Linked DNA regions of Mus musculus: regions 2 and 3 are each linked to region 1. The links are chromatin loops, found by intact Hi-C in ENCODE. Cell type or tissue: heart. All regions are shown on one strand.

Evidence for each region. Peaks named below come from ENCODE experiments on the same cell type or tissue, not always from the same donor. Only the 100,000 strongest peaks of a DNase experiment are listed, where the experiment ranks them.
Region 2: it touches region 1 in a loop (2.0-fold over the local background); 14 of 42 quality-filtered maps call a loop at or near these places.
Region 3: it touches region 1 in a loop (3-fold over the local background); 15 of 42 quality-filtered maps call a loop at or near these places.

The regions. Positions count from the first base shown.
Region 1 is chr5:147,427,717-147,432,716 of GRCm38, reverse strand. Pan3 (PAN3 poly(A) specific ribonuclease subunit) reads right to left here and starts at 2,561. Exons shown (of 19, transcript NM_028291.5): 1 at 1,708-2,561. The coding sequence starts at 2,137. In heart, no CTCF peak of the experiment used is centred here; DNase peaks (open chromatin) are centred at 1,436, 1,846 and 2,566; H3K4me3 peaks cover 3,279 bases; H3K27ac peaks cover 2,460 bases.
Region 2 is chr5:147,532,004-147,537,003 of GRCm38, reverse strand. Pan3 (PAN3 poly(A) specific ribonuclease subunit) reads right to left here. Exons shown (of 19, transcript NM_028291.5): 14 at 464-603. Among named protein-coding and RNA genes, the nearest start is that of Pan3, 100 kb to the right of the region's middle. In heart, a CTCF peak has its summit at 2,595 (motif pointing right); no DNase peak of the experiment used is centred here.
Region 3 is chr5:147,857,696-147,862,695 of GRCm38, reverse strand. It overlaps Pomp (proteasome maturation protein), which reads right to left and starts at 2,068. Exons shown (of 6, transcript NM_025624.3): 1 at 2,005-2,068; 2 at 46-143. The coding sequence starts at 2,007. In heart, a CTCF peak has its summit at 1,658; a DNase peak (open chromatin) is centred at 2,105; H3K4me3 peaks cover 2,569 bases; H3K27ac peaks cover 1,835 bases.

The DNA of each region.
Region 1 (5,000 bases):
ATGCAGCCTCCTTCCTTGGTCTCTGCTTCAGTTGCTGCCTCCAGGTTCATACCTTGAGCTTGTGTGTGGCTCCCTCAATAACTGACTCTAATGCATAATAAACCTTCCCTCCTCCCCAAGCTGCTTTTGGTTATGGTGTTTTAAAGCAGCAACAAAAAGCCAACTTAGGACAGATACTGTTTTTTTCATTCCTTACCAATCAAACATTATCCTTAAATGAACCAGAGGCACAACTTCATTTCATACAATTTACCTTAAACAAAAGCTCCACTGGGCATGATGGCAAACCTATACTCCCAGCTCATGAGGCTGAGGCAGGGGGATCAGACAAGTGTGGGCCACAGAGAGAAACCCTGTCTGAAAAAAGAAACAGAAGAGGAGGAAGGGGGCAAAGACAACGCTTGCTTGTTAAGCCTTAGTAGTTAAAGTGCCTACTGCCAAGGCTGACCACCTGAGTTCCAGCTTTAGGACCCATGCTGTAGGAGGGCAATGACTCCCCTAAACTGTCTGTCCTCTTACCTTTCTACATTCATGCTATGTGAGAGCACACTGACAATGACACACACACACACATACATACATACATACACACACACACACACGTAATTTTTAAAAAATTAACGGCTACATCCCACCAGGAAATTAACTTCTTTACAAAGCATCTAAATTTATTACCATTTAAGCTTCGGTAAACAAGAGACCAAAAAAAAAAAAAAAAAAAAAAAAAAAAGAAAAAAAAGAAAGGGGGGGGGCTGTTAAAAATAAATTATCCCAGTAAGTAGTAAACCACTTTATCAGGTTGTTTGTGTTAAAGACAGATTGTTCTGAAGTTCAAGTTAACTTGACTATCAAGTTATCACAAGATCTAAAACTAGAGGAAATCAAGCATCTAATTCTAATGTTCAAAGCATTTACAGTAACAGCAAACTCCACTTAACTTAACAGCTATAACGTACACAGCCCTAAATTCTTCTCACGAAAGCCTTCGGGGTGCGAGACGCTCTTGAGGCCCAGTGCTGAGCAAGTTCACTCGGTATAACGCCATGGGAAAGACAAGATCCCTGCAGACGCCCAGTTCACTTACTCTGGCTTTCCAGAAACCTGCCTGAGCGCAAGTCTTGGGAAATTCCTAACCTAAGCTCTCTATTAAACCTGTGCTTACTTAAAAATAAATAAATGAATAAAGCTGATCTTCATACACCTCTCCTCCCCGCACCCCCACCCCTGGCCCCGGACATCCTTTAGAAGGAGTTCCCAGCCGGCAACTTTCGGCAGCCCGCGCTCCACGCGAGCACGCACCGACACATGTGCTCGCAGACCCAGCCCCTTTCCACGCACACGCGCGCGCGCGCGCACACACACACACACACACACACACACAAACCCGGAAGCGACACCCCCTTGCTTCCACTCCGCAGCCCATCCCCCCTGCTCCCCGCACCCCACTCCCAGCGCCCCCCACCCCACCCCAATTACACCACGACCGTCCGTCCACCCACGCTCCCGGGAACCCGCCTCCCCTAGCTCCGGGGTTTGCCCCGAGCGGCGGAGCCCAGAGAGGAAACAGGAAGAAGGAAGGAGGGCTGCGCAGGGCCTAGGCCTCTCCTGCGGCCCGGAGGTGAGGGGAAGCGGGCAGGCTCAGGCCTCCTCCCCGCGCCCGGACCGCACCAACCCCGCACCGCACCACCCCGCCCGGGCCTCACTTACTCGCCACCCGCGGGCCATCGAGTCCGCCGCCCGCGGTCGCCGCCCCCGGGACGCCCAGCTCCGGCTTCTTGGGCCCCGCGGGCGGCCCCGCTCCCCCGCCCGGGAGCGCTCCCGGAGGAAAGGCGGCCCCGGCCGCGGCCGCTAGCGCCAGCGGGACGCTGTTGCTATGGAGGCCAAGCCCCGGGGCCGCGCCGGCGGCTGGGTCCTCGTGCAGGAACTGACACTCCTCGCCGTAGAAGCACGTCTTGTCCTTGGCGTAGTAGCGGCAGTACTTGAGCTTCACGCCCGCCGCCGCCGCCGGCCCGCCGGGGACGCCCCCGACGCCCGACGAGGCCGCCACCGCCACCGCCACGGCCGCCGCCAGCGAGGACGACGACGGCGAGGCAGCGGCCGAGGGCGGCGGGAGGCCACCGCCGCCGCCACTGTTCATGGCCACGCCGCAGCCGCGTCCCCCGCCGCCACCATAGACGAGGGCGGGAAGGAGCCGCCGCCGGAGCCGGATGGAAGCCGGGCGGGCGGGTTGGGCCCCGCTGAGGGAGCCGGAGCCGCCCGGGGAGGGGGAAGGGCGGGCGGGCGGCGAGCAGGGATTCTCCCTCTCCCTCTCCGCTGTCCTTAAAGGGGCCGCGCGGGACGCCGCGGTGGGCGCGCGGCCGGGGCTGCGGGGAGAAACGACCCTGAGGCGGCGGCGACCGGAAGCTGTGGGGCAAAGGCACGGCGGGAGGGAGCCGCCGGTTTGTTTTTAAACTCTTGCCCTCCGCTCGCTCGTCGGCTCGCGCTCCGGGTCCTCCCGACTTGTTTATGCCATTTTCCTCTTCCTGAGACGCTCGCCGCCTCTGCGCCTGCGCGAGTGGCGCGGGGCCTTGTGGGTAGGAGGCCTGGCCCGGGGGTGGGGGACCGCAGGCGTGGCCCCCACGGGGCGTCCGCGAGCTGACCGGAGGCGGTTGCTTCAGCCCGAGCCCTCGGAGGGAGGCCTTCCCCACGGCGGCGGCGCCGAGGCTCTCACGAGACCCGGTGGTAGTCCGCTTGGAGGGGAAAACACAAAATGACAGTCCGTCTCAGGTCCTTGGAAGGGGACGCAGCCCAACCTCGCTCCCCGGAGAGGAGAGTTTGCTTCCGTTTGTCACGTTTCCTCTCCCTTTCCCTGTGCTCCGCCACCCCTCTAGCCTTTGTTTTTTTTTTTTTGTTTTTTTTTTTTAAATCCTCCCCCTCGAAGGTGATGGACTACTGGCCAGATAGCCTTAGCTTCTGGGCTCTTTGTCAAAAGATGGAGCCAGAACCCTGGATGCCACCAAACCCCTGCTTAGAGCAGCACCTGTTTCCTCCGCTTTGATGGCCCTCGGGATTTTTTTCTCTCAAAGGTGCCACCTGGGACAGTGCTACCTTGGCAGCACGGGAAGACCCAATTCCAAATGTGCTGGAATGTTTTCCTACTCTGCATTCGAAATTCACTTTTTAAAAAAAAGTTTTCCCCTCATTGATTTCCAATTTGCTCCCCCCACCACCACCTTTTTTTAAAGGGGAGAGGCGTGAAGACAATTGAACCGCAGTGAAGTGAAAAATTGATATTAGGGTTTTAGAAATCTTCTCTAAAAGATTTTCTCAAAAGACAAATCCCTGTTATGAAAAGGACGGGTGTGGGCAGCATTTAAGGAATCGTGGCAGCCTGACGAAGTCACAAAAGAATATATAAAGTTTCACACTGCCAAAAGGGTGAGGTTGAGATGCATGCTATATAGATCCCAATCTGGTAAGCCTAGTGATGCTGCCCAGGGAAATTCTAAGCTGCTATCTCTGCGTGGACGCAGTGTTCACTCATTTAAATATCCAACAGGTATTTGTTAATGTTAATTACATGTTCCCAAGGAGCTGGGGATGCAAAAGTTAACCAGATGCAGTCGGACCTGAATTCAGAGGGCTTATTTATCCTCCGGCTAATGAGGCATAAGATGTGAATTAGTGTCTAGTGTTAACATCAGCTGTTAGAGGGGATTTAAAGAGTTGAACTCCTACTGAGAACTGTTGGGGAGTGGGGAGAGTGTTTACAGCATCCTTGAATTCAGACCTGCCTTTGGAACCTGCTTGCTTCTCTGTGTCTCCTTTGTACATTTGAGATTAAGTAAGTATCCACTTCATAATGAGCGAAGTGGTTCATAAAAATGTCCCGTGTTTGGGAAGAATTCAATCTAGCACTTGCTTTTTATTGCTGCTAGGTGTGTAGAGAAAGAGCATTCTAGCCGAAGCTAACAGCTTGTGAAGGAGGTCTCCAGGTGAATGGGGGTAGGGTTTTAGTAGTGTAATGATATCACACAGCTGAGCAGAGTTCGCAGAAGTGCTTTTCAGGCAGTATTAAGGGATTGGACTTTTTCTTGAAGGCAATTAGAAACTATCACAAGGTTCCAAAATGCTAAGTAGCAACATTCACATTTCCTTTAAGAAGAAAAGGGATCCCCGGGCTGGTGAGATGGCTCAGTGGGTAAGAGCACCCGACTGCTCTTCCGAAGGTCCAGAGTTCAAATCCCAGCAACCACATGGTGGCTCACAACCATCTGTAACAAGATCTGACGCCCTCTTCTGGAGTGTCTGAAGACAGCTATAGTGTACTTACATATAATAAATAAAAATAAATCTTTAAAAAAAAAAAAAAAGAAAAGAAAAGGGATCCCCATAAGAACGCCGAGAAGCAATAAAAGAAAGGCAAATTGTCCCTGAGCAGGGGAAGGCCTGAAATTGCCCAAAGTTTATTCATTCCAATCCAGGGCGTACCTAGTGAGTCGTGTGTGCTGTTTGTATTGGATGCTTCATTGGTGTTAAATAAACGTGCATGTCTTAAAGACTTGCCATGGAAGGTGGTGTTTCAGGGCTTGATAAATTTAAGCTACATTCAACATATTGTTCAAACTAACCTTAAATGAGAATCAATGATGATTACATACCAAGCAAGAGCTATGCTAGGCTCTGACATAACAAGACCTGGCCTGAGGATGGTTCAGTCAGGAAAACACTTGCCTTGCGATTGGAAGAACTGAGTTCCAGTCCCCAGAATCCAAGTAAAAATTGCTAGGCATAGTGGTGTGCATATAACACCAACGCTGAGAAAGCAGAGACAGAAGAGCCCGCTGTGCTAGCTGGCCAGCCGATCTAGCCTAATTGGTAGTAGCTGGAGGCCAGGGAGAGACCTCATCTCAGAAAAAGTGGACAGCCTTTCCAAGGATGACACTTGAATTTGTCCTCAGACTTTCAGGTGTACCCTGTACACACATGCACATACATTCATAAAAAAAAAGTATATAGAT
Region 2 (5,000 bases), 100 kb before region 1:
CATCCCAAACTTATATTCAAAGACTTCTTGGAGTCTTCCGTTGACTTGCACCCCTGGAGCAGAGATTCATACACATAACTGGACTTTGAAGGAGGCTGCATTACAGCATCTCTCACTATCTAGAGCAACACTGGCCGAGGGAGCTCAAAAGATGAAAAGGCTCTTTTCATTTCTTTGTTGTCCATGCCTTAGCTGGGGTCTACATACATGGCTGTGGAGCTCTTCAGTATGACTAGTGTAACCCAAGAGCTAGCAACAAGTGGCTATCAGTACAACTCTAGAAGGCACTCTCTGACCAAGTGACTAACAAACTGGTTTATATATCCATCCTAAGAAATACATAGTTATCAATAAAAATTAGGAAATCAATAACTGCTTGTGTCTGCTAACTTTAAACAGTGGGACGGCTCCTATGGAAATCTCTATCTTAATCACAGAGGACCACTCTGCTTCATGGACTTACAAGATGAGGTTCTTCAGGTCAGAGGAGTAGTTGATTGTCACCAATTCCATGGCTTTCTGTAAATTTTCTCGCTGAATTCCTGCCAAAGAGTTGCAAGCCAAAGCCAACACAACTTTTCCTAATGATATCAGATCTGCTTGCTGACATGAGAAAATAAACATAACTTTTAATTTCTGCTTTACAGGTATATTTTCAAACACACTGAACACATCACCTAACAGGAATAGCACATTATGAGAGAGAGACAGAGACACAGAGAGAGAAAAAGAGAAAAGAGAGAGAGAGAGAGACAGAGAGACACGAGGAGCATGGTTACTTGTAAGAATCACTGTGACTTTACTGAGCCTCTCTGTCACAGTCTCATTTAATTAATAGGTCCAAACATTTGAGGGCATCCAAGTCATCCTAATGAAAGCATTTCTAGGACCACCATACTTTTAGGAAACATTACTGTAAACAATTTACATTCCAATTATGGAACTGTTGCTTTTACAAGCTTTTATGTTTTCGGGGGTGGGGGATGGGTGCAGGAGGGGGTTGAGACAGGTACCAAGACAACTCTGAAGTAGCTTTCTCTTCCCACCTTTACATGCAGGCTACAGAGATTCACCTCAAGAGGTCTCCAGGCTAACATGATAGATGTCTTAATGTGCTGAGCTATCTCTCTCACTTGTTCCAACATTTGTATTTTTATTCTGAAATTTTAAATGCAACTGATACTCTTCCCCGTTTCACAGAACTGAGGGCCACTACATGCTTGCTTTGCCAAGATCACTGTGACTAAACACACATTTCCTGAGTTCAAGATAGCCATGTGAATGTGGAGACAAGACAGCCCCCTACAAGTAAGCATTCAGATCACAGTTATCATAGAACATCAAAACGGCAGACATCAATGACACCCCGTGTCTTTGTTTTCCAATAGTGAGCTATTTTTGCTCACTGATAATAATAGGTCTTTGAATTCTTTTTCCCTCCATTTTTTGTTTTAAAAATGGTCCATTATCGTGAGGTTTTCCTTCTAACAGTGGTCATCAGGACCTTCCTAACGCTGTGACCCTTTAATACAGCTCCTCATGGGGTGGTGACGCCTACCTATAAAGTTGTTTTCATTGCTATTTCATAACTGTGGTTTTGCTACTGTTATGGATTATAACAATCTAATATCTGACCCCTGGGAAAGGGTCATTTGACCTTTAAAGGGGTCACAACCCCCAGACTGAAAACCACTGTTCTAAAAGAATTTGAGCACTGCTTACAACTCCAGCAAACAGCCGGGCATGCTGGCGCACGCCTTTAATCCCAGCACTCTGGAGGCAGAGGCTTTTTTTTTTTTTTTAAAGATTTATTTATTTATTATATGTGTGTAGCTGTCTTCAGATACTCCAGAAGAGGGCATCAGATCTCATTACAGATGGTTGTGAGCCACCATGTGGTTGCTGGGATTTGAACTCAGGACTTTTGGAAGAGCAGTCGGTGCTCTTAACCGCTGAGCCATCTCACCAGCCCCGGCAGGCGGATTTCTGAGTTCCAGGACAGCCAGGGCTATACAGAGAAACCCTGTCTCAAAAAACAAAAACAAACAAACAAACAAACAAAAAACAAAACAACTCCAGCAAACAAAACAGTCCCTAGCAATACTCCTCTACAATGACAATCATCACATGCCTAAAAGAATGTGGTTGCTTTAAGCATGGAATACAATTGAAGTAACTTTTACTGATGATTTCTATAAATACTTAGGATCTGAGATACCAAGTCAGTTACTGAATCCATGTTCATCTACTGAACATTTTTTTTTCTTATAGGAGTTTTCAAATCTAGCCATACATTAAAAACATCCAAAGAGCCGGGTGTGGTGGTGCACGCCTTTAATCCCAGCACTCGGGAGGCAGAGGCAGGTGGATTTCTGAGAAAGAGGCTAGCCTGGTCTACAAAGTGGGTTCCAGGACAGCCAGGGTTATACAGAGAAACCCTGTCTCGAGAAACCAAAAAAAAAAAAAAAAAAAAAAAAAAAAAAAAAAAAAAAATCCAAAGAGCTAAAATACAAACCAAATTAAATAAAATGATGTCTAAGTAGCCTCCTCCTCGCATGAGTTTTGGTTATGTGTGTGTAGCTGTCTTCAGTTACTCCAGAAGAGGGCATCAGATTTTTGTTACAGATGGTTGTGACCCACCATGTGGTTCAAAATAAGTTCAAAATAAGTGATAAAGTCTAGGGGTTGGTGTGTCTGTTCTGAGTGGCTGAGAAGCATGGGGCCTTGATAGAATATGAAATGGGCATGCAGGGAGCCAAGGGTTCTAAGGATTCACCAGTGAACTGCAGCAACAGATGGCTATCCCTAACATTTGACCTAAATAGTTTACATGCTAGACTCCATTACTAAAACACTTAGCTATTCAAACTCAACATTTTATTCAAAACTACCAGTACAGCCCTGACATTTTACACATGAGTTTCTGTGATCAGGTGAAAACTGAGTAAATGTACAAAATATGTTGAATTTGTTGGAAGAAGCCAAGGATTAATACCAGATTTAGGGACCCTGACTGCAGCCTGGTGTGGGAGGGCGCAGGTTGGTGGGAGGTGCCAATGTCATCCCTGTCTGGCTACTGAAAGTTAGGAGTCCTTCAGTCAACGTAAGAACAAATAAAATCTCCCAAGTTGTGCTGATGAAAGTACAAAACTTTTGGCTTTGAGAAATACGTAGTATTTCCCATTTCTACACGGTTTCAATACATTGTAGTCAGCAAAGTAAACTACAGGTGCTCATTTATCAAGTGTGTGAGCAGACTGTAACATCAGACAGCCTCCCAAGCTTTGAAACGGAACAAGTCTCAGTCTGGCTCTACCCTGGTTTGATGCCTTCCTCCTAAAATATTTCATATCCTATGTGAGAACAAAGGGCCCACAGGAGGGCTACGTGGGTATCTGAGTGTTGCACCTATCTAAAGCTGACTCGGGACGTAAACTCAGAAAGAAGATATACACACTACATAAAAGAATTTACATTACAACTTACTTTTAAATAAAAGATTAATAGTCTTCATTAGTTAAGAAATTTTGGCATTAATGACTCAAGGAACTCTTTTTTCCCCTGTATTTTCCAGCTAAATAATTTTCCATTTTTTTTGCTTCTTACCTCCATCTGGTTTTTACCCCCATTTGTTGAATTCAGGAGGTTCCCCCCAACTCATTTTCAGTGTCTTCCTGATTCTTGGTTTCTTGTTTTTTTTCTCTGATTTTATCTATGGCTCTACTTATGTCCACTTTACTGAAAGTCAGTCTCTAATCACGTGTCTGAAGCAGACTGTGAGAAATAGACTACAAGAAACAATGCGCTCCTCTCTCCTGAGCCCTCACAAAACAAAACAAAAAACAAACCTCCCCTTTGGGATTGTCTGTAAATCTCTTCTAGGCCTTGCTATAATAATCTATACAAAAATCTTCTACATCCATACAATAAAAAGAGAAAAGAAACCTGAGAAATGCATTTTACTGAAAAGTAAAGAGAGTGACAACTGGGTGAAAGCTGACAGTTTATAAATAAAGGCACTTTATTATAATTTTAAAATTTTATTTATAATAAAATGGTTGCCCCAGGCTTATAAAATAGCTGGTTGGTTGTAATTCAAGGTAATATCTATCTCCCTTTTAAAAAAGCCTCATTTTACAAGCTATTACACAATAAAGTAAGTGAAATAGTACCCATCTGCAAAACACAAAAAAGTGACTCAGAAAATTCAAAGTAGCCTTGTTTTATAGTAATAAGCAATAGTTTAGTGCTAGAGGTTGAACCCAAGGTTTTGTGCACAGCTTCTTAGTCAAATTCTATCTAAAATATACAGTGATAATCTTAAGACACGAGTTTTATTTTTTTTTTAGCCTGGACAAGAAGTTTCTAGATTCCTGGTAGTACTGGCTTTAAATACTATCCAAAAATGTAGCATAACTTTCTTAAGACATATCTAAATCACTAGTATTTAGTAATTTTCAGTCACATTCCGGCTCAAAGTAGCCTATTCTATCTTCAAACTCACTGACCTGCCTTCAGCCTACTCCCTAGTGCACACCTAGCTCATTAGTCACTTTTGGATGAAGATAAAAATTAGGCCAATGAGTTCCTAAGTATAACGCAGCAGCAGAAGACACTAAGAAATAACAGTCCATGAGAAGAGGAGGAGTAGACCATACTTAGATGGAAGAAATCTGCTGCTGGAGGTGTGCTCTGTGCTCACTCACATCACGATTCCTTCCCACATTGCCTACTGGATACCAGATATCAACCAAGGCAGCCTGCTAAGGTAGGCACAGCCAAGGGGAACTAAGATAGGAACGGCATGCAAACACATGGGTGTCAGAGTGCCTCTAAATCCCCAACAGCCGCAGACTGTCGCATGAAGCCAAACACAGAACAGGGCCCGGGACTCTTATTTCTCATCCCATCATTTCCTTCCTTCTTGTTCTGAAACTTGTCTTACCCTAAAGTAAACTAAAACTTCTTTTGAAACAAACCAAAGTTGAACAGTGGAGGAC
Region 3 (5,000 bases), 430 kb before region 1:
GCTTCGTGAGAACGAGCGAGACACAGCCCCAGCTCCCCGACATACCCTTTCCGGAGAAGATCGTGACTCTCGAAAGGCCCGCTGGCTGAGAGCTCCGCGACTGGAATACTGTCCTTCAGCTCCGACCCAAGACCTCTGGCGTTCTACAACACAAAGTCAATGCGCTGGTTAGAGGACAGAGGCGCTAAGAACCGTGCCCTTAAGGAACCCAGGATCTACAGAGAGAGCCTTAAGTGCTGCGGTAGCCAGCGCACGGGGTACATTGAGCACCGCATCCGAAGGTAGAAAGACTCCTGCTCTGACTTCTAAATGTGGCAGCAGGGAGAGCATCGTATGAAGAAAAAGAAAAGGAATGAAGACAAACTACGGCCAGTTTGAGATGACTGACATGATTGAAGGGGTAAAATTCAAAGGTGGACAGTCGTATGTACCAAAAAACTTGAGCTTTACCCTAATCTTGGTATGATCAGCCAGATCTGCTTCACTGGAAAGAACCTTCCCATTGGCTGTAGTGTTTTAACCCAATGAAAAGGCTGAGGACAGAACCCCAGGGAACAGGCAGGTCAAATATAATACCAGAGGTGGAATTACGGCATGACACCTAGACATGAGGTCATAGGATCTGACAGAAAGGGGGAGGAGCTGTCTTCTATGATTAAAAATAAATGCAGCTAGTTGAAACAGTGCAAAAGGCTAAAAACAGCTCCTTTGGAACTGTCACTGTCACCCGACATCTGACAGCACAAACTGCTTAGATACAGGTGACCTGGTCTCTGTTACTAGTCTAGACCAAACAATTCTGAGAAAGCAGCTAGTTGATAGACTTACTTCACCTGTGTATTTGACCTGGCAGCTCGCATGGGGGGGAATGTCAGCAGCCCCAACTGGGTCTTGCTTGAGCCTCACCAGTCTCCCCAATTCTGCACAAGGTTTCCCCAAAACACACCACCTCACCAACAAAATCGCTAACAATCTCCTTCTAGACCTCATTAACATCTGAGAAATAGAGTTCGGGGCTCCAACTCTATAATTCAAGGGCCTGGTACTGTTGGTGTCCCCACTCTTCACACAGGAAACCACGGGGATCAGGAAGACAACAGGTAATCTATCCTGGACAGTCACCTACTCCGTGACTGCCAGTCAAGCACAGACTTCCAGGACTGGCCCTGTCTATGATTATAGCTGTCCCAATGCTGACTGACACCACTACAGTACAGTGTTCTCCTGGGGACAGATGTACTGAAAAGCACCAAAGGAGAAGTTTCGCTACACACAAAGGGGAAATTCTGAACTCTAGTATTGCTGTTACTATCGTCCCGGTGTCCTTTTGTAAAATATGAGGACTCCTTAAGGTTCTAGTTCAGTGTCAGATACAAGTTAAGTCTATGAAGACCTAAAAACCATTCATATTTCAGCGTTTCTCACATTCCTTTACACTGGTTAGCGGTCTCTGCCAATCCAAGCTTTCTGGACGTGGGCAGATGGCGTGCGGAGGAGTGCCATAGTGACTCAGGACTATGCTCAAAGAGAAACAGAAAGTGGGGCAGGAGGAGAGGCCAGAAGGGGAGGAGAGGCCAGAGGGGGATGCGAGGGAGTTCAAGCACTAACTATACGAACAAAACGGGAGCGACACATGGCACACAGAGAGATGTTTGTAAACCGAGGCTGAGCTGTACGAATGCAACGGGCGGTCGTGCGCCTTGGCGGGTGTAGGGGTGCAGTCACCCTAAGGGAGAAGGCACGTGGCGTGTCCCAACACGCACACAAGGCTTGGCTTTCGGAGGTGCCCAGTGCATGGAGTGCATCCGCCTCCACTGCTGGGAAGGGGCGCTGTGGCCTGGGAGGCCCGGGGAACTGACCCGCGCCGTCCGATCGGAGCCAGGACCACCCGAGAGAGTGCAGCCCGGGTCCCGCCCACGTCAGACACCCGCCGGGACCGGGCAGTCGCGATCGTGCCCGCACCACGAGTACCCGCCGCGACGGCGGCCCTCCGCGCTCACTCACCATCTTTGAAACAGCTCTGTGAGATCTATAAACCTGCTCGAGTCCGCCGGCCAAACCGCTCACTTCCGTTTCCGGGGCCGAGACGCCCACCCCTCCGCCCCATCCGCCGGAAGTGCGTCCTTCCGGCCAGGAAGGAAAGGGGGCGTGGGAGGAGCAGGGAGTAGCGTTGGGCCGGGGCTCCCACGCTCGCTGTCCCCCGGTGAGCGAGGGCCAAGGGCGCAGCTCGGGTGTGCACTGGCCCTGGCCTCGCGGGACGGTGTTAGATGGGCGTGTGCAAATGCACAGACTTCCCACGGGCCATCCAAGGACGCACGGTGGTGATTTACATAAAGTCCTTCTGCTGAGTCAAAAGTGGGACAACAGGCCTTTACGGTTTTATAAATCGAAGGTCCGAGGCTGGGTATGTGTAGAACCTAAGGAAAGGACCAAGCTAGCTTAGGCACCGAGCCTCAGGCAGAGGCGGGCTCCAGGGTTGTGGGGTGTGGATATTTCCGAACTTGGGGGGCAATCACAACCTGAGTCCCAAGTCAGGTCTGGCCACCGGTTCGTTCATAATAAGCAACTTAAAAGCGGGAGGCAGAAGGCGGCGATATGGTCAGTGTGGCCAGACTGGAAGACAGCAAAGACTTGGGAGGTTCCCTGGGACTAAGTCCTTTTCGGTGACATGGGGGTGGTGGTGGTGACAATTTTAAGTCAGGGTCATCAGAGCTAACGTATGTCAGGCTCTTAGAATTACAAATAACGTGGTTCTACATGTTGTACATGAGTCATCTCCCTAAGTCTTTTCATTAAGCTTTTTTTTTTTTTTTTGTTATTCGAGACAGGGTTTCTCTGTGTAGCCCTGGCTGTCCTGGAACTCACTCTGTAGACTAGGCTGGCCTCGAACTCAGAAATCCGCCTGCCTCTGCCTCCCAAGTGCTGGGATTAAAGGCGTGCACCACCACGCCCGGCTTTTCATTAAGCTTTTTAAAATTAATTTTTAAAGGATTCCTCTAAAACGTTTTGTTTGACTGTCTGCGTGTGCATCAGGTGTGTGCCTGGTGCCCTCACACTCTTTTGCAACATTAGCGGTGTTTGCCAACACGAAAGAGTCTTAGGGTCTTATAGGACTGGAGTTATAGGTAGATGGTTGGGAACCACCCTCTGGGTGCTGGGAAAGGGACGCAACAGATGCTCTTAACCGCGGAGCCATCTCTCCAGCCCTGTTGCTCACATTATGAGAGTATGGCATAGCACGAAGGAGAAGAAGACAAAACAGGTCTTAGCTGTGCTGGCCGGAGGATGAGGCGGCTGGTCACTTGGGTTCTGCAGTCAGAAGCAGAGAGAAATGAATGTCGTCCTCTTGTTTTTGTCTTGTTACTCAGCCTAGGACCCCAGCCTATGGGATGGCGCCTCCCACATTCAGGGTACATCATTTTTAAAATGATGTAAATGACTTCACTGATATGCCCAGACTGTCTCCTCTCAGAGAACCCGGGTTCCTTTCACATCACTCTCATCAGGAGGCTCAAAGCCATCTGTAACTCAGCTTAAGACGATCCAATGCCCTCTTCTGGCCTTGAACTGTACTCATGTACACAGATACATAAAACCAAAGACCATCACCATACCAACATGTCTTTGGCCTGATCCCATGAGCCCTTTCTTTGTTAAGTGCATTTAAGATATCTATTTACATATCTGTTCCTCCAGGAAAATTCCAGCATCTCACACGTAAGGAAATTCCTTTTTTTATAATTTCATTGCCCAGTACTAAAAGAAATGTTCAGCAAGTGTTCAGGACTGACTCTGTATCACTCAGCATGTGCAGTCAACAAACATTAAATGATTATGTTTTTGAAGTAGGATTCCAGTAGCTCACACTGCCCACCAGCTCACTCTGTGTCTGAACGTGAGTGTGTACTCATAATCCTCCTGTCTCTGTCTCCTGAATCTACCATTACAGGCATGGGCCATGATGCCCTGAGATTTTTTTTTCTTAAGCTGCAGTTATAAGGGCTAGAAAAATGAAAAAAGATCTATGTTCAGTTCCCAGCATTTTCTGATTTGGGCTCAATATGCACACACACACACACACACACACACACACACCCAGTTCATTGTTTGCATGGGCAGGTCTAATAATTCTCCTTTACATACGGTGATGGTTTGTATATGCTTGGCCCAGGGAGTGGCACTATTAGGAGGTGTGGCCTCGTTGGAGTGGGTGTGGTCTTGTTGGAGTAGGTGTGTCACTGTGGGCATGGGCTTAAGACCCTCACCCTAGCTGCCTGGAAGCCAATCTTCTGTTAGCAGCCTTCAGATGAAGATGCAGAACTCTCAGCTCCTCCTGCACCACGCCTGTCTGGATGCTGCTGTGTTCTTGCCTTGATGATAATGGACTGACTCTCTGAACCTGTAAGCCAGCCCCAATTAAATGTTGTCCTTTTTTTTTTTAAGATTTATTTATTATATGTAAGTACATTGTAGCTGTCTTCAGACACTCCAGAAGAGGGAGTCAGATCTCATTACGGATGGTTGTGAGCCACCATGTGGTTGCTGGGATTTGAACTCCGGACCTTCGGAAGAGCAGTCCGGTGCTCTTACCCACTGAGCCATCTCACCAGCCCAAATGTTGTCCTTTTAAGAGTTGCCTTGGTCTTGGTGTTTGTTCACAGCAATGAAACCCTAACTAAGACATACTTTACTACCAAATGAGCCAGCTCTTATCCTTTGACTATTGGCCCAGTGAGTCTTAAAGTCGTTGCCTTAAGTAATGGTGGCTTAAGTCGTGGTGGCCAAACACAGGACCATTTATTTTAACACTTAAAGCAATACAGTGTAGTATTTGGAGCAACTCTGAACTCAGGCTGGGTCCTTGGGTATATTTACTTAACATGTCTCCTTGGGTATATTTACTTAACATGTCTTTGTTTTCTCACGTCTACAACGAGGCGACGGTAACATCTATCTCAAACAGTTATATAGTTGTATAGTACTCTAGTACTATAAAAGCT